Regions from separate parts of the Homo sapiens genome. Here regions 2 and 3 are each linked to region 1. The links are chromatin loops, found by intact Hi-C in ENCODE. Cell type or tissue: heart left ventricle. All regions are shown on one strand. Region 1 overlaps EXOC6B (exocyst complex component 6B). Region 2 overlaps EXOC6B (exocyst complex component 6B). Region 3 overlaps EXOC6B (exocyst complex component 6B).

Region 1 (8,000 bases):
ATGGATCAGCAAGTCTCTATAAGATTTTCAAAAGTATTTGAGGCTGACCCAGGATGGTAGAGAGGAACAGGCTCTGCTTCCATAGTTATTGTGTGAGGTTGCAAGTTATTGAATTGAGAGTCCAAGTTTACATTTTCCTTGAACTTCAATAAATTACTGAATTTATTGAATTCAGCTAAGTGCCCACTACCAGTGTTTGGGTTGGATGGGAAGAAGATACTAGGAGAAAAAAGAAACCTCCTTGTTGTGGGAAAGCTTGGTATCATTCTCAAAGATGCTAGGATGGAAAGACTTCTTGCCTTATTCTACATGGACAAGCTTAATCTTCTAATTTCTTGTGTGGCTAAGCAATAAGGTCTTAGTCTCTGATGGCAAGGAAGCCTTGATCCAACATTAGATCTATGTATTTATCATTTCTGGTCTATATATGGCTTGTTGTGCAGCAGTTTCTCAATCAGGTGAATTTTTAAAAACCTGCTCCAATTTCTTGAATAAGGATATGAGAGGAGACACAGTAAGTGAAAGCACTTGAAAACTTCATCTTGTTATTATAGTTAACAACACCATTACCACAGGGTATCCTTATTATTCAAGGAGATTTTTAAAAAGCAACTAAAAACTGCCCTTTGTGAACTTTAAAACAACAGGAGTTGTTCTGACTTTTGCTTCAATGTAATATAGACAGCAGCCCCTGGCTTTCATCCAAGTTACAATTCCCTTCTCCCAACCCCAGAACCATCATGTCCATATTCTGTGTGAGCCCAGGACAGACAGGTATTCTCCAGATTAGCATTTATCCACATGGCTTGTTCTGTGGAAGCAGAGTTCCCTCTAGGACCTTACCAAGGGCCAGATCATAAGCAGTGATTATTTGAAGGGGAACACCCACAGTTTATACCATGAGCAAGCTGTGGGAGAAAAAAACCTATTTTTTTTACCTGAGATCTCTCCCATGTCTACAAGAAAATCATTCAGAAGTAGATACTAAGGTGACACTGAAAAATCACCTTGTTTTAGCCAGTCTCCTTGACTAGTCCTTCTCATCTAGTGACGAGTCACATTCCTGACTTGAAGATCTCTTTAGCAGCTAAATATTCCCCAAACTTTCCCACCTCCTGTCCCCTTTATGGATTTCACAAACATTTTATAGCACTGAGCCGGGGACAGAGGGTAGGGAGTTTAGGAATCCTGAAAGTCACACTGAGGAGGGTGGTGAGGCAAATCCAGACCATTCTGCCTAAGAGCCGGCCAGTTCACGACGTTCATCGTTTCTTACTTTTGTGCCTTTGGGCAAATTACTAACCTCTCTCTAAAATGAAAATAATATTTGCCTTGGTAGAGTATTCAGCATAGTGCCTGGCACAAACGTTCAGCAAATACTGGCGATGATGATGATAATGACAATGAAGATGGCAAACTTATTCCTGCCTTCACTTCTTCACACTTGCTGTTCTGATTTACAATGCCTCTTCTTTTCTCTTTGTCCTATCTAAATCCTTCCCATTCTAAGAGAACCTTAAGAAGTCCTTTTCAATCAGTCCCAGGCACAATATTTCAATTGGTAGTATCATAGCCTATCTTAAATTATGAATTATTTCTTTTGTCTTGTCTCCCCAGGGAGATTATACGCTCTTTAAGAACAAGGATCTTTTTCTGTGCTTCTACCTGACACATGTCTGAGCCCATGGTATGCGTGATATACTTAGCATCGAGTATAGTCAAGGGAATTTCTATTTGCTGGTCACAGAGTGGTACTAAGCACAGTACAAAGGGAATTTCACAGCTAAAGGCTGTGTCTTTCTGGCTGCTCAACTGGACTTCCATTATCAATTCATACAACTAAAATGGTCCTATATTGGCTACAGGAATAAAAAGTCTATATTCCCTGAATGAGCCTCAAATGAGTAAGAGATTATAGAAGCTAGTTCGAGATTTAATACTTAACCACCAAGAATTCACTAAGCAATTATTCCTGCTCCTGATATTGGAGAATGAATTGTATTCCCACATTCTCAAGAGGGCTGCTGAGGTACAACAGAGGTATTTCCCCCATGCATGTCTGTACTGGCCCAGAGGCTCTGGACCATCAAGATATTGAGATTATGGCAAATAAGAGTTGGTAAGAAATCATCAAGTGGCCACTGCTCTTCTGTAAGTTGTTGACGCTCAGGCTGTGGGCCTTCAAGGTATTATACACTGCATCTCTAAGCTTCTGGAATTCTCTGGCCTGGAGGCCTTTCTGCAAATGGGCTGGAAACTATAGCATAGCCCTACAATGGGAAGGAACTTCCAACGGAGTTCTATCTTGATGCTGTCTTCTGCTTTCTCTGGATACCAGCAAAGTCCCTGTCCTTCTTCCTCCTATCTCTAAGGTCAGATAATAGACACTCTCCCCTTTCAGCCTGTGAGCAGCTTAAGGCCTTGTCCATTTTTGTCTTATTAGTGTTCAGCACTGTGTGGTAGAGTAGAGAAGGATCTCAAAAAAATGTGTTCTGCCTGATAATTATGAGAAAGTATTGTAGGAGGCCACCGTTGTGGCAAGGCCCTGAATGTATCAGAGCAAACACCTCTCCCTGAGCTCCCCGCCCTCTGGCTCCTTGAGGTTCTCTGGGGTCCCGGGGTCTGGCTCCACAAGGTTCTAGTCTCTGCTTTCTGTTGCTGTTTCTTCACATTCTCCAAAAGGCAGAGAATGGGTGGAAAGGCTCAGCCACAGGATACTGGACTGTTTACAGTTGGCCAGGCCAAGATTAGCGTGAGCACAACATATGCCAAGTTCATTGGAAGTTACATTTTCTCTTTGTTTACACATTAAAGGGGAGAAGACCAGAAGAAGAAAAAAAAAAAAGCAGGTGACCTCCTGTTAACCTCAGCCGTCTGCAAAAGGCTGCTGCCCTCACCTCTGAATGAACTTTCAGATTATCTCAGACAAGATTCACCTTGCGCTGAACTTGTACGCCTGCTCTGAAGCCCCCAGTCACGTAGCTGTGATTAAACATTACAGAGTGGCCATAAATTTACAGAAGTATTATTGTGCCTTGCTTTCCTCTTCTTCTTTGGGAGAGGAAGAGGGCAATGGGTTTGGGGTGGGGGGAGTTAAAAAAGGGAAACACACAGTCAAACAAACAGTTCCTTTTCACAGCTCTGAACAAAAGAGAAAACATTGCATAGGTGTCCCAGAAAGAAGGAGAAAGAAATTTGGCCATGTGAGAGAAATTAAAGCTCTAGAAGCCTGCAAAGCCTAAAACTCAACGGAATAGCTGAGGTGCTCCTGGTCCCATTTCCAGACAGTCTGCAAGTCTACAGATGAAACACAAACCTGCTCTGGTCCTTGCTCCTGGCTTCTCATGAAGGGTATCCCTGAAATAATACTTTTGCCAGAGAGAGAGAGAATGGAAGAGAGAGGGCATGAGGCAACTGACAGAGCAGCAGGCAGGGGAAAGAAGGCTGCAAGACAACACAGTTCATTTTGTTCTTTGAGCTGCTATGAGAGATGAGGAAGCCCCAACATCTGGGACATTTAAACAGAGACTGGATAAAGACTAGACCGTGTTCTAAAGGAAACACCCTGTAGCTGTACCCAGGAGACTGACCAGATGACCTAAGAACATTTATTTCTATGATTCACTATTTTATGCTTAAAGTAGAAAAAAAAAAAAGGATATTCCACTGAAGTAAAATTTGTTAAACCCTCTAGGATTCCAAAGCCAAGATACGCCTGCAAAAGGCCTGTGCTGACCATGAAACAATGAGACCTCTATAACCAGAAAAGGCCAGGGAATGCTCTATTTAATCCAAAACAATTGTAAAAAGTGGTCAGGAAGCCCAGACTGAGGTGATAGGCGCTGGCCAGCAAAGCCACCTTTGGAAAGGAGTCGCTCTGTCTCTGGTTACCCTATGGCAGTGACAGGGGTGCTAAAGAGGCTCATTGTTTCTATAGTTGGCAAGGCCTTGCCCATAAAAGCAGCAAAGTCCAGGGTCCATCCACATGAGGAAGGCGGTTGATGGCTTAGCTTAGCTCTGACTCTCAGCAAGATCTCTTGCTGCTTTTAAGAATCAGCCAGGAGTCAAAAAACAGGCCTGTGGAAATTCTCAGGCATTGCCTCTGACACACAGAGATGAGCCAGGAAGTGAAATGGCCAGTGTCAGGGCAATATTGGGGATATTGAAGTTTTGCGTGGGAGTTCTGAAGTCAATCTCTGGTCCCCAGGGGCAACCTGTGTTCAAAACTCTGGCCTGGACTTGGAGAAGAAACAGAATGGATTCCTGCCTCTCAGTGTGAGTTCTGTGAGAGACGAGACTATTGGGTAGAAACACAGGGGAAAAAGGATAATAAAATGTACATTCATTGCAAGCCAGATGGGCCAGGTATATATTAAATGCATTATTGGTACAGTCTCAATTAGTGTGATTCTAAGAGGAAGATACTATTTCTCAGGCCTATTTTACCGATAAGGTAATTGAGGCACAGGACAATTTAAGCAACTGCTCAGAATCACACTGCTATTAAGCAAGGAAGTCAGAATCGGAAACCAGGTCTATCTGATTCAATGCATCTTTAAATATGAGAGTAAAATCTTAGAAACATAGAATCAAGGAAATCTACCAAAGTTCATGCTAGGCAGACTGAATAAAGTGTCCTCCTCCTTTTCCCACCATCCTTCAAGACCCTTCTTAAGTACCCATCTCCTTTAGGAAACCTCCTTGAACACTACTATCAGTTCCTTAGATTTATCCCTTCTCTGAACTCCATTTGTACCTATTGTTCATGGTGCACAGGAAGCACTATATCACATATTTTTCTATTCTTCCAGTGTTTGTGCCTCACAGTTGAACTGTTGATTATGTCAGTAAACCAGATGTTGATATACAGAGAAACCCAAGTGTTTTATGCTTATATCTCCCAGAATAGAATGTCAACTCTTTGAGCAAGGGACACACAGTAGAACCTCAACATACTGTGACTAAACTCCACAGAGACTAACAAAAAGCTCTTGATGTATTAAATAAGGATACACTTTATAATAAAGAGAGTTGTTCATTAGTGGAATGTGCTGGAACAGAATGAGTGAAATGTGTGAATGTGTGAAAGTAGAATAAGTTCTACTTCTTTAGTATTTTTCCTCAAGATAATGTAGTTTTATTGTGTATTTCTTTATAAAAACAACATATGCTTTTTGCAAAAAAAATTCAGAAAAAACTTATTTAATTCAGAAAAGCATAATGGGAAACCATCATCCATAAACCTCATTCCCTAGGCATAATGACTGTCAACAATTTGGTATCTAGCCTTTAACACTTTTTTTTCTCACCAAAATAGAGCAAATTATAGATACTGTCAAAAGCAGATTTTTCCCACGAATTCAGAATAGACATCTTTTACATGTAAATACATATAGATAAATGTAACCAATTTTAAAGACTTCACAGAATCTATTTTTAACAGCTATATACCGTACTAACTTGAACAAATCCCTTATTGATGGGTATTTTGAGATTTTTCCCCAATCTTTTTCTACATTACCCAATGTCTTGATGAAAATACTTGAATATACATCTTTGTACATTTCTTCAAGTGTTTCCTTAGGGAATAGTGTGAGTTACAATACAGCACAGTGGTTAAAAGTGTCAACTCTGGATCTAGATAGCAACTCATCAGCTTTGTGAACTTGGGCAAATCATCTAACCTCTATAATCCAGTCTGATCATTTATATAATGCAGATAATAGTACATATATAATTAGGTAGGCATGCATATTGAAATAGTTAATTCACGCAAAAGCACTCAGGACAGTGCCTTTTATGGAGTAAATGCTGAACAAATGTTAGCAATGATGGTGATAATTGATGATAAGGATGATAATGGTAAATTCCTGGAAGCAGAATTCTAGGTCAAAGCTTTTGATATCCATCAATAAACTGCTTTCCAGAATAGTGTAACGATTTACATTCCCATTAGCAGGTATCACAGTGTTTTTGAATGGAAGTATTAGATGTTTTGATGTACATTTGTCAAAACACTAGAGGGACTATCTCACTAAACAACAAGCTTTAGGTTTATCATCTCAATGATCCCTTTCTATCATAAAATACCATGCTTCCTTGCCCTATTCCTAAATCATATAAATGTAATGAAAATAATAAAAACAAGTTGAAAATCCCTGGAACACCTTAGAAGGAGAGTGCTAACTTGCACTTAGAAAGTGCTTTATAGTTCACAAAATGTTTTCAAATATATTCTCATTTTTCGGTTCAAACACCACCTAACTTATTGGCTATGCAAATTTATACTCTCTAACTGGGACAAGTGAGTGATGATTAGATTACAAAATAACCAAAGGGATGTCAGGTTTCATCTTTTTAAAAAAAATTTCAGTTTTTATTTTAGATACAGGGGGTATATGTGCAGATTTGTTACGTGGGTATATTACACAATGCTGAGGTTTGGGGTACAGATCCCATCACCCAGGTAGTGAGCACAGTACCCAATAGGTAGCTTTTCCACCCATGTTTCCCTCCCTCCCTTCCCCATCTAGTAGTCTGCAGTGTCTGTTGTTCCCATCTTTATGCCCATGTGAGCTCAATGTTTTGTTCCCACTTATAATTGAGAACATGCAGTGTTTGGCTTTCTGTTCCTGCATTAATTTGCTTAGGGTATGGCCTCTAGCTGCATCCATGTTGCTGCAAAGGGCATAATTTAATTCCTTTTTATGGTTGCATAGTATTCCATGGTGTATATGTACCACATTTTCTTTATCCAATCCACTACTGATGGGCACCTAGGATGATTCCATGTCTTTGCTATTGTGAATAGCATGGCAATGAACAAACAAATGCGTGTGCCTTTTTGGTAGAATGATTTATTTTCCTTTAGGTATATACCCAGTAAAGGGATTGCTGGGTCAAATGGGAGCTCTGTTTTAAGTTCAGGTCTCATCTTAACCCTTTTCTAGAACCTAAGATCCAGCCCTCTGCCTCAGAATGAAACCCAGGGTACCTGCACCCTTTACCTCAAAAACACCAGTTCCAAAGAGCTCTCTTGTATTCTCTTACTAGAAATCTTCCAATGTCACTAAGCATTAAGAAACTCCTTTTCTGTGGATTTTAACCTTACAATACAGCTTTTTCTCTCTACTTTCTAGAAACTCTTACATCAAATGAATACATAGGCAAGGAGTTACAGATACAATCTTGTTACCATAAGTAGTTTGAAATATTTAATCTTGCTGGGCACGGTGGCTCATGCCTGTAATCCCAGCACTTTGGGAAGCTGAGGAGGGTGGATCACCTGAGGTCAAGAGTTCAAGACCAGCCTGACCAACATGGAGAAACCCCATCTCTACTAAAAATACAAAACTAGCCTGGTGTGTTGGCGCATGCCTGTAATCCCAGCTATTCTGGAGGCTGAGACAGGAGAATCGCTTGAACCCGGGAGGCAGAGGTTGTGGTGAGCTGAGATCGCGCCATTGCACTCCAGCCTGGGCAACAACAGCAAAACTCAGTCTCAAAAAAAAAAAAAAAAAAAAAAAAGAAAAGAAAAGAAAAGAAAAGAAAAAAGAAATATTTAATCTTACTTAGTTGTCTCTCCCTTCATTAACTGTGAGCATTTACCAGGACTGAACAAGTAAAAGTCCCTTAGCTGTTTCTATCCTGCTCCAATAAAATCTTCTTTCTTAAATTTTCAGGTTTCTGAGGCTGAGGTGGGAGGATGGCTCGAGCCCGGGAAGCAGAGATTGCAGTGAGCCAAGATTGTGCCACTGTACTCCAGCCTGGGCAACAGATCCAGACCTTGTCTCCAAAAATTTTTTTTTCAGGTTTCTAAAGAAGCAAAGCTCAGACTTCCCTAAAATTCTTTATCTTAGCACCCTCCTCTGCTAATAGGAAGTGTGAGCATCTCATTCTATTAGAAACTACATGTGTTTCAGCCAAACACCCAGTGCAGACCTATGCTTATAGCAGAAAAAAACAAATGGCTCCTTTAAAAACTGGGCTTTTGTTACATT
Region 2 (8,000 bases), 110 kb after region 1:
GGGAATATATGTTGTATTAATGTTCTATTGCTTCCATAATAGTACTACAAAGTTAGTGGCTTAAGCAAGAGAATTTTATTACCTCATAGTTCTGCAGGTTAGAAGTATAATACGGATGTTACTGAACTAAAATTAAGGTGTTGGCAAGGTTACATTCCTTTCTGGAGGCTCCAGGATAAGATATGTTTCCTTGCTCATGTGGATTGTTGGCAGAATTCAGTTCCTTGCAGTTGTAGAATTGAGATCCCCATTTCCTTGCAGGCTGCCAGTTGAGGATCATTCCCAGCCTTTATAGAGGCCACCCGTACTCTTTGGGTCATGGCCTCCTTCCTCCATCTTCAAAACCAGCAGGGTAGGTGGAGTTCCTCTCACACTTCAACTCTTTCCCCCTTCTTCTTCTACCTCATCTCTCTGAACCACTTTTTCTGCCTCTTTCTTCTGCTTTTAAGGAGTTACGGGATTAGATTGGACCCACCAAGATAATCAGGATAATCTTACCATCTCAAGGTCTTTAATATCACATCTGCAAAATCTCTTTTACCCTATAAGGTAACATAGTCACACATCCTAGGGATTAAGATGTTGACACCTTGTGGGGAGGGAGGATATTATTCTGCCACACACACACACAAACAGATGTATATTTTCAGCCAGATAGAATACAGAGAGTAAATGAAGAACAGAGGACTGAAGATAAATCTCTGAAATACAATATTAAGGGATGGATAGAGGAAAGAAGACCCAAAAGAAAGTCTGAGAAGGAGCAGGGGGATAGGCTTAGACTAGATCTAAAGGGACAATGATCTTGAAGATTCTTATGTTTTGTCCTGTTCATGATTTATTGATTTCCTCACTTTATTAAAGCTCTTTTGCCAAGTCTTTTACTTCCTGGTCTTGTCATCTTTAACGGTGCTGATACTTGGGGAGTGACCACACAAATTTGAATTTTGGACATATATCCCGAAATACCTCAGAACACTCAGCCCATGAACTGCTAAATTAGCTGAACATTCAGAGACCTTTTCCCCATGAACATCTTGCTCCAGGCAATGGAATAATAGATCATTGCTAGAACTTCCTAAAGCAAGGTAGCTGGAGAAAGCTTGCAACATCTAGATGGTTGGTTCCATTACTGGCAGGCAAGGTCCTTACCTCAGATTTTCAAAAGGAGAAACCAAGCGGGCCATCCCCTGTTGTCAATACTTTTTTTTTTTTTTTCCCCAACTGAGTCAATTAAGTTCTATGAGGTAGAGACATGTGAATTGAAAAGTATTAATTAAAAGAGTTGGGTGGATCCTGCGTCATAAGCTGAGGATCATTAGTAATAGGAAAGATAAAATGCCTCCTACTAAATAAATGCCATCTTCTAAAACTCAAATATAGGAATTTTTTTTGCAAGCACACATAAAAAGTTAAGGGTGAAACCATCTTTAAAGAGGACAAGTCTATTGCTAGTGAGGATGATTAAGAGTCATAGGATATAAGAAATCAAAGTGAAATACAAAAATTAGCCGGGTGTGGTGGTGGGCGCCTATAATCCCAGCTACTCGGAGGCTGAGGCAGGAGAATCGCTTGAACCCAGGAGGCGGAGGTTGCAGTGAGCTGCGATCGCGCCATTGCACTCCAGCCTGGGCAACAAGAGCAAGACTTTGTCTCAAAAAACAACAACAACAACAACAACAACAAACAAAAACGACAACCAAAAAAAAAAAAAACAAAAAACAAAGTGAAAATGAGGATTATCTAACCTAATTTTTTCATTTTACATTGGGGAAATAAAAATACAAAGCAGAGACATTCCCAAGATCACCTAGATGCTGGCAGTATCACAAGCATTCTAACCTCCTCTTTAATGTTCCAAATTCTGAGGTGATACATAGAAGGTGGCTCCATTATTGCTAAATTGATGCCGATTTCTCAGCCACTTTATTCTGGTGTCTCGATGAGGGGGATAAAAATGAGTGAAACCATGTTAACCATTACTAATGTAAGAAATTTTAGCCTCAGCACTATTAGAAAATCAATAAAGAACACCATTCAAAAACAATAGGGGTAACACATGGATACACAGAGAGGAACAACACAGAGAGGAACAACACAGATTGGGGCCTAACGAAGGGTGGCGGGTGGGAGATGAGAAAGGATCAGGAAAAATAACTAATGGATACTAGACTTAATTCCTGGGTGAAGAAATATTTGGTACAACAAACCTCCATGACACATGTTTACCCATCTGACAAACCTGCACATCCTGCACATGTACCCTAGAACTTAAATAAAAGTTAAAAAAATTCATTACTTATATAACAAAAAATATAGGGGATGATTTATGAAAAGCAATGAGCTGATTTTGTGCAGGGGCCAGTATGCCTAGAAAACCATAGACAGTATACAAATCAAGACTCACTATCTCTGCATAAGAGATTTTAGAAGGGTGTGTATATGTAAAATTACCACTAGATTCTGGAGAAAGAAAATAGGAAAGAGAAAGTAGGAAAAAAAGTTAATGGCTTCACCTCCGCCACATCTGCCTTTTTGCCAAGACTTTAAAAACTCTATTACCTCACAAAAAGCAGGAGCCAGAATAAAGAAATCTCTGAAACCTATGCTGTCCAGCATATTATGGGACACAACTAACATAAAATTACAGCTTTTACATTCTTATCCAGAATGAAATTTTTAAAAAAATCACATTTTGAGGAGTCAGTTGTCCTATCTGGGCCTCCCAATCCAAGCATCTATGCAATTAGCCAGTCATAGATTTAGCAATTAAATACTATAATCCCTGTCCAGGCAATGTGCTACTTGAGAACAGTGAGCTGTTGCCAGATGCCCTGTAAAAGCAGTGGGAGATTTCAGCAGGCTAGACCCTCCAGGACACTGAGAACCACATTGAGAAAGGGGATGAAAGAAAAGGGCATGAGGAAAGTAACAGAAGATGCCTAATTAGCCCTAAATAGCTTACTTTAGATTTCTCTGCCACCTCTCGGAATATACTACTGAATTATAATTACCCTAACTTAAGGCTGTGCCATTTAACTATCTTTGTTATGATTATTGTTATCCAAAATATTGTATTCCTGCTATCACTTTGCCCTGTCTCTTCCTGGCATACTGACACTTATTATCCTGGGTTGTCACAATCGCCTGGTTATCAACTAAATTATCCATGTCTCATTATACTCTACTCTACTCTGCTGGAATAAGAGGCTACCCTGAACAATATTAAAATTCACAACACACTTTTCCAATTGGAGTCAGTTTTCAGTTTACCAAAACACTGCTTGCAAACATGTTCTATGAAGTTACTTGAACCATTTCAAGTCAATTTTGCATTTCTTGATAATCTGGTTTTCCTTAAGTCTCACTGCCAGTTGTGACAGAGACTTTGGCACCTGGCTCATAGTTTTTCTCTCCGTACCAAATGTATCATCATTATCATCCTGGGTGACAAGTTACGGAGGAACATTTATCAGCAGGTATGTATCAATCTATATTGTGAATCAAAGAAATCCAGAACCAAGAACACTTTTAGGAAAATCCTGTCTCTACTTCATAGAAAGGTATGGAGTTTATATCCGATATGTACAACAAACTTTAAAACCAATGATCAAAAACTCTTTCTAAAATTCCTACTTTTAATGGTACGGTAGCTTGCTTTGTAGAACAATTCATGCCTAAAGTTTATTAACCACTTAGTACTTAAAACTAAGGCAAGCATGTTGAGATTACACTTTTTTCCTTCAACAAATCCTTACTGAAGGCCTACCATGTATTAAGGATTGTTCCAGGCACTAAGAATAAAGTTGTTCAGAAAATGTGCAAAATTCCTACACTTATGAAAATCATTTTTTACTAGGGGGAAGAACAAGATATGTAAGATGTAGAGTATACTACAAGATGATACATTCTTCAGAGAAAAATGAAGAGGGAAGAGAATAGAATTTTGCTTCGGTTATGGTTTGGAAGGAGGTGGCAGAGGTAGTCAGAGGGAAGTTGCAATCTTAAATGGGAAATGTCTCAATTAAGTGAACTTTAAGTGACTTGAATATCAAGACCTGAACAAGATGAAGGAACAAGTAAAACAGGTAGCTGGAAAAGAGCCTTCCAGAAAAAGTCATATCAAGTGCAAAGGCCTTGAGATGGGAGTGTACCCAGCATGTCTAGGAAACAATAAAGGGGCTATCAGAGTGAGAACAGAGTAACTGAGGAAAAAGTAGTCACAGAGTTAAAGGGTGTATGTGTGTGTGTGTGTGTGTGTGAAGGTTCTATAGGATCTTATAGACCATTAAAAGGACTTTGGTTTTTACTTAGTGTGAAACAGGAAGCTCCTGTGGGATTTTAGGAAGAGGAATGATATGATCTGACTTGTTTTAACTTTTTCATGCCTTTATTGTCCTACTGATTATGGCCTGTAGAGGGGCAAAGGCAGAATCATGGAGACCAGTTAAAAAGCTATTGCGAGAATACTTAATTATTTGAATCATGAGAAGAGAAATGATAGTTAAAAGTGGTTGGTTTCTGGTATATTTTAAAGAGGGAGAAAACATAATTTGCTGACAGATTGGACGTGTGATGTGCGAGAAAAAAGAGTCAAGGATGACTCCATAGTTTCTAGTCCTAGAAGAAAAAGTAGAATTGCCATTAATTGAGATGAAGAGAGCTGTAAAAGGAATAGGTTTTTATGGGGGCAATGGGGAAATCGGGAACTTACCTTTAGGACATTTTAATGTATAATAAAATATAGCACACTAAGAATGTTCTATTATCATAACTGATGAAGATAATTATATTTCTAGCATACAGAATAAGGCTATGTTATATTTTCAACACATTAATCAGTCTTACTCAAAACTCCTCACTACTTCAGCAAGGATTATTTGTAGACTACTTTAGAAGTCACTCCTAGAAAGATTTTAGCATCTTGAATTGGTTGTAGAGTTTGGATTGTTATTCTGGCATAATTTTGGAGCTCAGTTAAGTAGGCTATATATGTCTTATAGAGACATAACAAGGATGAAATTCTGGATGAACTCCAAGCATGTATTTACATTAAGAAAAATGGCTGCCATAGGAATAAAAAGGCAATACCTGACACTTGAACCCAGGTGCTCACCAGAACTGGAAGAATATGAGCAAGTATTTAGTCTAAAAAGTCATCTCCTGTTGAAGCAGTAAGAGTGATTTATCAGATGAGGAGTTATGTTCCTCTCTGGCATGAACCATCTAGCTGCATGGAGCACTTCCTTGATAGCCCTCCTTCAGTAGCTCTCACTAGAGAAAGTCCTCATGTACTAGGTTCCAGGAACTGCCACCTAAGTTCCCTTTACCCACTTTACCCATATTTGGTTTTGCCTTTTCCAGGGCTGTGACCTCTGCAATTCATTTAATAAGATTAAAGTAAACTGATAATGAAGAGCAAGGAGTAGGAGGAAAATGATGAATCTATTTGTGGGAGTTTGAGTACAAATATTATTCAGAAATTCAATCTAGGTCCATTTACTTCTAAAATGCCACAAAACAATATTAAGTCAATACATTCAGCAAGCAATTATGAAATAGGAACTATGTTACCCACTGAGGGATGGGGAATTCATGGATAAATAAAACAGGGTTCCTGCCCTTAGTGAACTCAGAAGCTAATGGTGAAAGCAGATGATTAAACAAGTAATTACAAGAGCATTTGTAATGAAGGGGCATACAAAATGTCAGGGACCCAAAGGGGGGACAATTAAATCTGCCTGAGGAGGTTGTGAAGGATTTATAAAGAAGATGACATTTGAGCCAAGCTGTGAAGGAAGAGAATGCATTTGTCACTCTACAGAGAGAGTACTCTGTGATAGGCAGAGGCAGCCTAAAGCTTACCCAGCTTTGGGATCAAGGAGGTGTTAAGAGTAGTCTAGGGAAAGCTTACATGGGGAAGAGTGACAGAAATAGACTAGAAAGATTAGCTGGAACCAGACCTGCTTTGCTAGGGGTTCATCTTTTGTTTTATGGGCAAGAGAGAGCTCTTAGGCTTTTTAAGCAGGCAAATGCTACCATGATAATTGTGGTTTGTTTTTTTTTTTTAAATAGTAGGTGGCAGAAGGGAAGAAAAGAAAGAAAAGTCATCAATAGCAAGGGCATAAAACAGATCAAGAGAAGTAAGAAAAAATAGAGTTTCATACTTTGCAGAAATAACCATGAACATATTCACTCCCATGCCCCTTTCCCATCCCCAAAACCTATCGATACCTCCCTCTAACTAAATTAAACATCTCTATGCCCTATCATTTCATCAAGCAGGCAATGAAAAAAGATATGCCACACAGAAAGACAGAAGGAAGATGCTGGTACCTCAGAAAAAACACACAGAAAACCACCTTGTCCCATTTAATTATTTCTCTCAGAGTTTATAAGGGAAGAAATAATTAAGAACACCATATGGATTTAGAACACAGGGAAGCATGTATGAACACATCACACACACACACACACACACACACACACACACACACTGCTTGTATTGACAAATGATAAGAATGATAAGCAGTATAAACACCAAGAAGAATGATTACATCTGTCTTACCTCATCACACACATTCACTTTTAATAATGCCGCCAATTTACTATTGTTTGAGATCATTCTTTTTAACATAGCCTTGGTGTACCAGTAGCTTTTGAGAACCACTTCCTCTCCATTGTCACTCCTAGTTTCTTGTGGTTCCAAGACACTAAATACTAAAGACTACTATAGTAGCTTATGAGAGGGCCATAATATTGCTATAAGGAGCCTGCTGCTTGCCTTGATTAGGTTGAAAGCATCAAAGCTCTGGAAAGAATCTAGGAGACCTCTCTCTGACTGATGTTTAGCTTAGATGAACACCACAATCCTTAGATTAGGTTTTTAGAGCATATTTCTTTTTTAACACGGTCCAGAAAATAGAGAAGTTACACCCTCACTTTGCTGGCCAATAGAAGGCTCTTTTCTGTAGTACCACTGGAGACAAGCAAAGGTTTGAACACTTTTTATTATCAGCATGGGATTAAATTCTCCAGATGACCATAGTTTTCAGAGACATTATGAACAGTGATTATCGAATGTCTTGGTCACAGAATACTTTTATAAAAAATTAAAAACCGAAATAAAACTAAGAAACAACATCAGTTCCTACTGACCCATGGTAAAATCAATAACAAAAAAAGGCAAGAATCATCATTTCTAATGGCACAGCAATACTTCCCTCCTCCAAACTCATACAGTGCTTTCACGCTACTCATTTGGCACTTAATTACATGCTGTATTTTACTAGTTGTTAATTTTTTTTTTTTTGAGACAGAGTCTGGCTCTGTTGCCCAGGCTAGAGTGCAATGGTGCGATCTCGGCCCACTGCAATCTCCGCCTCCTGGGTTCAAGCAATTCTCCTGCCTCAGGCTCTCGAGTAGCTGGGACTACAGGTGCATACCACATGCCCGGCCAATTTTGTACTATTAGTAGAAACTGGGTTTCACCATGTTGTCCAGGCAGTTCTCAAACTCCTGACCTCAAGTAATCCACCCACCTCTAGTAGGTAACTTTTTAGAAGTGTTAGTTCTGCTTCTCTTATTTGATTGTAATACAGTAAGGTTAAATTAGATATGCATCAAATCAGATTGCAAAATACCTTCCATCAGAGAATAGGGCACTAAGAATTGAAAATATGGACACTAGTAAATTCATATCCTTACTGAGATTCATGGGCCATTTAATACTACTTTATGTGTAGCAATAAAAAGTGGAATATGAAATAAAGGTACACTCTAATACCTATGAAGTTAATAAAAAAAAAAAAACCTTAAAATCATAAGAACCTATGTTGGTTGGGCTTCTATAAAACTGATGCATGATTATACTTCCCGAAATAATTTAAATTGGTATAACCCTTCATTAAGAATCAGCAATAGATTTAAAACCCATAAGAATGCTTACAACTCTTATATAAATAATTTACATTAAGGAGTAATTCAGATTAAAAGGCTTT
Region 3 (8,000 bases), 130 kb after region 1:
AAACTGAAATGAAAATCAAATTCTAGTGTTGATCAGCATTATCTACTTAATGTTTAACCATGGAAGAAAAATATAAGCCATGCCACTGTTTAAAGAATAAAGTAAGTACTGAGAATCTACTATTGGTCCTTTATTATAATTCTCAATTATGAACCATTAAAGGTCAGCACTTGGTGTTTACATGCCACTTCAAGATAGCTAATTAAATGAGCCTTTAAGCTACCCTTCTCAAAATTCAGCATTAGCCCAAATTTGGATTTTGATGGAAATATACACATATATTTGATTTTTGCATGAGAAGTCATACTGCAATCCTACTTATAAAGATAGAAAACACAAAGTGTTAAAGAAGGGGATTTTGATTTGTACTATCTAATTCACGATATTATTAATAGTAGGTTTTCCAAACTCAGAAATCTGACAAATGAGGTTTAACTTATTTGTACTTTAACTCTGAAGTGCCACACAAAAGTAAAATATCTTGAAAGCTTGTATATTCAAAATGTCATTTCTCTCTTTCTCTTAAGAAGTAGAAAAGTGAGAATAGGACAAGTAAAAAAGGATGAATAGTTTTGCTATCCGCATCTAATTTGCTTCCTAATGAAATTCTATAACTTTTAAATGACCGTTATTATAGTCTATACAAAGATGATTTCATCAAATATTCCACATTTTGAATACTTTAAAATTATTCATTAAATTGATACTGTCTGAAACTCTCTAAAGCAAGACACTGTGGAAGCATGCTCAGAATACACATATAAGACAGCAAGGCAAATACACTCAATGACGGTAAAAGAATATCCTTGCTGCACTGCACTGGGGGCAGATCCTCTTCTTACATGAGTGTGTACCCTATAATTTACCTTAACTTGGGCTTCCTATTTAATATTTTTATCTTTGGCTTATTAAGGACATAATGATTAATTCAGTTAAGCTAGATAACTGACTCAGGAGGTCAGTTATAGGTTTAGATAGGTCATTATGTAATGAAAAAAATCTGTGTTCTTAATAATATGTCTGAAAGAAAAACACCGACCAGTGAGAGTAGTATTCAGTTTTGGTCCATAAAATCAACCCTGTAAGGACTAGATGAGAAATAGGTAACAATGTGACATGTGAAAAAGACTCAAATACTAGCAAATAGGAAGCTCAATAAATGATGAGTAGGAAGCCCATTCCTCTAATTGGGGATGCCCAAATAAAAATATAAAGATTTAAAGGGTTAAGGTTAAGTGAGACAGATTTTAGCCAACTTAAGAAATATCTTTCTAGTAATCATATTGTCCTAAGGTGGAACTTGCTGCTTTAGGGTAGTGGAACCTCCTCAAGGAAGATATTCAATCAAAGTCTGGGGTGCTGTACAGGGATTGAAGTATAAAGCCAAATGTTATACTACATAATTTTTGAGATTAGCCTCCAATCCCAAAATTCAAAAATTCTATTTTAGAAGCCTAAATATTTAAGAAAACATAGTCCCAGGTTTTCTGTTTAGAGTTTGAACATCTCTGTAGTTCAGAAGCCTCCTTTTAAAATGATGCTCACTTTAAATAAGTTCTGAGAATGACTAAGATGAACTGCAAAGAGAGAAATATTTTCAGCACAGGATGTGGAGAGATCATTTTTTTCACAATCACTCAACCTACCTGAGGTCTACTAATAATGAGCTACAGACCAAGAACTAAAGAAGTTTTTCAAACAATCTAGGTTAGAAAAATTATCCCTTTAAGCTGCTTCAGTAGAGACAGGTATAAGTAGAAATTAGGTGACAGATTGAATAGAAAGAGGCATACTCTTTCATTACCAGTAAAATTTTGGATTTTGGGTTTCTACTATTAAAACATTATAAAAGCAACTCTGGGAAGAGAAATGTAATAGAAAATAGGAACTTAAGCATAAATGACAGTGCTCACTGAGAGCTTACAAGTACTTGCACATTCATTCCCGACTCTGATCCACCTTATTTTGGCTGTGCTTTCTAACTTACTCCCTTAGTTAACATTTTCTGTGAACACTAGTTCCTTTCCATAGGGACCAAAACCACAAACTAGAGAGAATAACCATGCTTCCTTCTCATGAATAGTGAGAATGGAAACATTTTTCCTTGGTTGTGTTTCTCCAGTGAAATTCAATTTCTACTTTCCAAGAAAAGCCAATTGGGTTAGAAGTTTCTGAGAAGAAACAGGAGGGTGGGAGGGAATCCAACAGATATCACTCCACAAACCCTAAACCAAAATCCCAATCTTTCAATCTTACATCAGTCAAGGGATTAAAACCTGAATGTCTCAGTTGAGTTGCTACATCTACAGGTGGAAGGTCTTAAGTGTGGGAAGAGATTGTTCCATTTGTGATCATGCTGGTGAATCCTTAATGTGCAAGAGAACCCCCACCTTGGCCCCCAAATATTAAGTTGACACACGTTTCTGGGACACAGCCTGAATCCTCAAACTTTGGCAGGTCTATAGACACACAATTTTCTGTTTTCTGCTTAACAGTGCTTTCCAGAATTGTCATCAGATGACAGATTACACCACCCATCTACAAGGATTCAGGGGTAGCTCAGGCCATCCATTATGGGTTAAAAGCTGTTCCAGCATGAATCGAATCACAGTGGTAAGGAACTACCGATACAAGGGGTCCTGCAGCTTTAAGAAATACCCTGGGCATCTAAAAGTTTTCAGAATGCAAACTATGTCAGCTCTGAAAACAAGAGGCACTGCATCATTATGGCAGGAGAAACAAAGCCAGCCCCCTTTTTTAAACAGACAAAAAAAAAAAAGATTGTTTTAATAGGAAAGAAGCATCAGTCATTGATTCTTACTTCATTCACACTTTCTATCCAACCCCATCCATCTTAAGAGTGAAGAGATGACAGAGCCCAGTTAACTCTCTCCCTCACTAGGCCCCCGCTCACCCTGTTCCCTATATCCAAACCACCAAGGCCTACCAACCCACCCAGTTCAATCTGCAAGAAACAGTCCTATAGAATGACTGGTTCTATCTAATGGGCTTCCCAAAGCTCAGGTATGCCCAAGTATCAGCTTTCATCACATTACTTTAATAGGGTTAGCATCACTGGTCCAGGCCTTTTCTAATCATCTTCAAAAACGACCACTTAGTTACCCATGGCTGACAACATTCTACAAAGGAGGAGGCGGGAAGACTTAAGGCAGCAGGAAAAAGTCAACAAACCAACCAACAATCCAGAATGTAAAATATTTCATTTTTCTTAAATGCTGCTGGCCACATTATCTACAAACAAAACTTCTCCAAGCAGGCAGTCTCTGCATCAGTGCACCTGCTTAGCATTGGTTTGCTGAGTTATCTTTTTGCTATGTCTGCAAAAGCCAACAACAGCACAATGGGTCGCATCACTTGAGGGTCACTTGAGTCCCTCTACTCTGGGTCCCTCCTCCCACCCCCGCCTTCCCTTCTACCCACAAAACCTTTAACTCCACCATAGCTAAGGATCCCAGATAGCTAAATAAAAGAGGTGGCCTCAAATACAGGGAAAACCCTTAGGTCTCCAATGTGAATCGCCAACGCCAATCCCCCTCCCTTCCCCTTTTCCTTAAGACCTGATGGTCTTCAGTCACACATCTTAAAAGAAAAACAAAAAACAAAAACACAAAGACTTACTTGTCTCAAGTCGATGAAGGCCAACTGCAGCGTGTCCTCCTGGAACCCAGGCACCGGGCCGGATCTGGCAAACTCTGTGGGAAAGAAAAGAGGATAAAAAGCGCCTTTAACTAACCATGGACAGGGAGATTGGCAGACGGATGACAGGGAAGACAAGAGAAGCTGGGGGAGAGGAGGACCAAGCTTCTAAGGAGTCATGTCTCTCTCCCTTCAGCTTCTTTGTTTGCCCTTCAAAATTCGTGTCATCAAAACACCATTAATTCCAGCATCCTGACAGCAAGGAAACTGTACTAATTCGACCTGAAATTTATTCCCATGAGCTGCGCTGGGCTTCAGAGTATTTGTTTTGTGAATGGACAAACAACTTGCAAAGGAGGAGGGAGTGGGGGAGAGAAAAAAGTTTTTCCTCTCAACACAATAAAATCTTCAGCTGTGAAACTCTTTTCAGTTCCAAAAGCTATTTATATTTTAGATCGCTGAAGGAATTTTCTAATTTCACGCTTGTCACCTCATTCCCCAAGCATTTATCAAAAAATATTCCCTGCTACATCATTAATTATTCCCTCACTGATTATTTGTATTATCTCATGACTGCATTATTGCACACACACACACACACACACACACACACACACACACACACACACACGCATCCCAGAAGCAGAGGCTATCCCAATCCATGACTTGGCTTTTGAGCAAAGGAATATTTACAGATATGAAAAGGTCCATCTGAATAAACCTCACTGCAAAACTTAGGGAACATTTGCACATGTCTGTCCTTCTAGTGTATTCTTTGTCCTTGACTTCTACTTCCATTCCACTCTCAAAAATTCTTTCTTCTCCTTTCTCTACCCCAATTCAATCTTAGCCTGAAGAGATTACATGAATACTATTTGCAATTTACAGTGGCACCTTGGGTACATGCTCAGTTTATGACTCTGGCTTCTATGTCGTTAACAAGAAGATGGCTGTACAGGGATATAAGGACAAAAACTAGTAACAGTTAAGAATGTCAAATTTTATTGTCCCTGAGCCCTGCTTATTATGAAATCAAAAGGTCTTAAGTTCCCTATACACACACACATACACACACACACCAAATTCAAAAGTTGGACAGTTATACTATTATTCAATTCTTTCTATGAAGCCCGTGGCCAATCTCCTATTTACCTCAAAAACAACTCAAGTGCCTGTTCAAAGCAAATATGAAAAGGAACGTTTTCCTTCAAATTATGCTTCTATCCAGTACTGAATTTAAGAAACTATACAGAGTTGGTATCATATTCTTCTTTTGCAATCAATAAAATCTATCAAGATATTTGCATATATGTCTAGAAAATTACTTCCAACAACTAGTGGCTGGATAGATCCAAATGGTAATTTGTTGAACAAGGGTAGGAACTTCTGTTCTTTAAAAATATTTTCCATTTGGGGGCTTCTCAGACATAGCATTTCATAAAACCCTTGCCCCACTTTTAAAATTATGCTAACAACTTAGTTTGCAGGAATTATGAGAACATTATACAAAATGAAATTTAAAGCAATTTATTAAACTAATTAAAATATAGCACAGATGTATTAACAATATACACAATTCTTATTTTGACATTTAAAATTAAAAATGCCTCATTTTTCATTTTAATGAGATAAATTATATGGCATGCTTGGCAGTACTAAAGTTTCTATTTGCTTTGAGAAGAAAATTCAAATGCCATATATAAATTAATTCTATCGTATATTGCCCAAGTGATAACACTTTTTTAAAAGAGTAAAATTCTGGCCAGGTGCGATGGCCCATGCCTGTAATCCCAGCACTTTGGGAGGCTGAGGCAAGTGAATCACCTGAGATCAGGAGTTTGCGACCAGCCTGACTAACGTGGTGAAATCCCGTCTCTACTAAATACAAACAAATTAGCTGGGCATGGTGACACATGCCTGTAATCTGAGCTACTTGGGAGGCTGATACAGGAGAATCACTTGTACCTGGGAGGTGGAGGTTGCAGTGAGCCAAGATTGCATTATTGCACTCCAGCCTGGGCAACAAGAACGAAACTCAGTCTCAAAAAAAAAAAAAAAAGTAAAATTCTAAAACTGTATGAAGATTTTATGAAGGCCATGTTAATAAAAAGCTTGATATAATCCATTGTTTATATCTACAATAGCCAATATCTGTGATAACCTTGTATACAGGAGCTATTTGAGTTAAATGTACAATTTTCCTATACTATGCTCCTGTTAATAGCAATTCTTTGAATTACAGCCACAGCTATTCTTTTTGACTACTTGGATTGTTAGGTGATCAGCTAAAATTAGCTTCCCATACTTGATGGTTTCTTCCAAGGATGTTGGATTATCACACTTGGCATTGCATAACTCAAGTCTATGCTGTATCACTTGAAGCATCTGAAGACTTCTCTGTCAGTTCAAACCCTACTTGTGTCAAATGGCAGCAACTATCAAGATGTTCTGCCATCCTATATATGTCCAACTCAACAGAATCACCCACCTGAATGCTTGGGAGCTGGCTACACATTCTTGAATCTCCTTATTGGGCATGCTCCCTGGGGCTAATAGATTAAGCTGATGAAACAACTTAGGAATCTGGATGTGATACATATTTAGTTTTCGGAGTCACTTTATGGACCTCATTTTTATGACACACTGAATCTTCCAGGTTCCCAAAGGATATAATGGCCTTTTAAGTTTGATTGCCCCTTTTATAAATCAAGGAATCAAAGAATGACAGTTGCATCAGGTATGATAAAGTAAAGAAATTAATTTTCACATATAGTTTATGGAAATGTTTAATGACTATATATTCAACTTCATATTTGTATTTTTTCTCATTGCTTTATGTATATAATTCTTGTCTTCCCACATAGATAGCAAACTCCTTAGGGATAAAGACCATTTCACAAAACCAAACATCCACTCAAAATAGTAGATGTTCAACCAATATTGTGTTTTAGTTAAATAAGTTACACAAATAGCAAGATTCATTGGGCACATGTACTCTTCACTGCCAATGAAAATCTCTGGATTATAAGGGGTCCTTAATCTGAGTATCAATAAACAGGCTTTAGGAATTCATGAGCTCCCTAAAATTACATGCACATTGATTAAGGGGATGGACTTTGGAGCAATAAAAATCAGAATTTGAGCCCCAGCTTTCCACTTAGTAGCTCTATGGGCTTACACAATTTACTTAACCTCTTTACACTTCAATATCTTTATCTCAAAAATGAGGATAATACAGCATTCCTTACAGTGCTGCTATGAGGATTAAACAGAATAACACATGTAAAGCAGTTGGCAGAGTGCCTAGCATAATTGAGTATCATTATAATTAGTTTTTTAGTGTAAATATGAATTTCTCTGCACAGAAGGTTCATAGCGTACACTGAATTCTCAGAGGGCTGGTAGCTCAAAAAAGGTTAAGAAACACTGTTCTATATCAAGAACAAAACATAAGAAAAAATTCAGCTATGGCTCAGTGATGAGTTAGTGAGTTGGCATTGCAAACTTATTTATAGGCACTATTTAATTACTTCATTTAAAGGAAATTGATATTAAGTATTAGTGTTTTAGCTACAGCATAGCAATTTTCATTAGTATTGTTTTAAAAATTTAATAAATGTATAAAATAGGTATTTTGTAATTTTGTGACTCAGTATGCCCTGGGAAACATGATTAACTTTTTACATATATTAAAAAATGTTAATAGCATTAGAAAATGTGAATATTTTTTAAAATATAGGAGACTTTGTATACGGTCTAATTTCAACTATATAAAATATAATACGCACAGAAAACATGATAGTAAGCACTCACTTCATAATGTTACCCAAGGCTGCTACAGACAGGAAGGTTATGAGGGTGTTTTTTTTTCTTCTTTATATTTTATAAACTTTGAAAATAAATACAGACCACTTTTATAACCTGAGAGAAGGAAATGGAAGAACACACACATACACATACACATACACATACACATACACATACACATACACATACACATACATACACATACACATACACATTATGTAGTGAAGCTCATATTGCAGTACTTTCCCTAGTAACAAGAGATATAATTTGTTCAAGATTTAGCATTATTGGCAACTAGGATTGGTCTGTAAACCCAAATTCTCAGATGCTGCTTGATAGAAAGAAAAGAGGAAAACTACCACATGAGAGAGGGGCAAGAGGCTCCCAGACTCTTGTAATATGCTGATGCATCCACAAATTGATTATATGTACACACAAGAAGCCTCTCTTTAGAGCTGTTAATTAAAATTGTCCTTCTTTGACATAATAAAAAGGGGAAATACATGCAATTTTGGCCAAGCAGAACCAATGGATAC

What was found. A loop is a pair of places that touch in the nucleus more often than their neighbours do. Peaks named below come from ENCODE experiments on the same cell type or tissue, not always from the same donor. Only the 100,000 strongest peaks of a DNase experiment are listed, where the experiment ranks them.
Region 2: a loop joins it to region 1, with 2.0 times the contacts of the local background. A loop is called at or near these places in 3 of 110 quality-filtered maps.
Region 3: a loop joins it to region 1, with 2.1 times the contacts of the local background. A loop is called at or near these places in 3 of 110 quality-filtered maps.

The regions. Positions count from the first base shown.
Region 1 is chr2:72,201,721-72,209,720 of GRCh38, forward strand. All of the region lies in intron 20 of EXOC6B (exocyst complex component 6B), which reads right to left. Among named protein-coding and RNA genes, the nearest start is that of CYP26B1, 58 kb to the left of the region's middle. In heart left ventricle, no CTCF peak of the experiment used is centred here; no DNase peak of the experiment used is centred here; H3K27ac peaks cover 2,330 bases.
Region 2 is chr2:72,311,100-72,319,099 of GRCh38, forward strand. The region is part of intron 20 of EXOC6B (exocyst complex component 6B); the gene reads right to left. Among named protein-coding and RNA genes, the nearest start is that of CYP26B1, 170 kb to the left of the region's middle. In heart left ventricle, no CTCF peak of the experiment used is centred here; no DNase peak of the experiment used is centred here.
Region 3 is chr2:72,331,308-72,339,307 of GRCh38, forward strand. It overlaps EXOC6B (exocyst complex component 6B), which reads right to left. Exons shown (of 22, transcript NM_015189.3): 20 at 3,640-3,713. Among named protein-coding and RNA genes, the nearest start is that of CYP26B1, 190 kb to the left of the region's middle. In heart left ventricle, no CTCF peak of the experiment used is centred here; no DNase peak of the experiment used is centred here.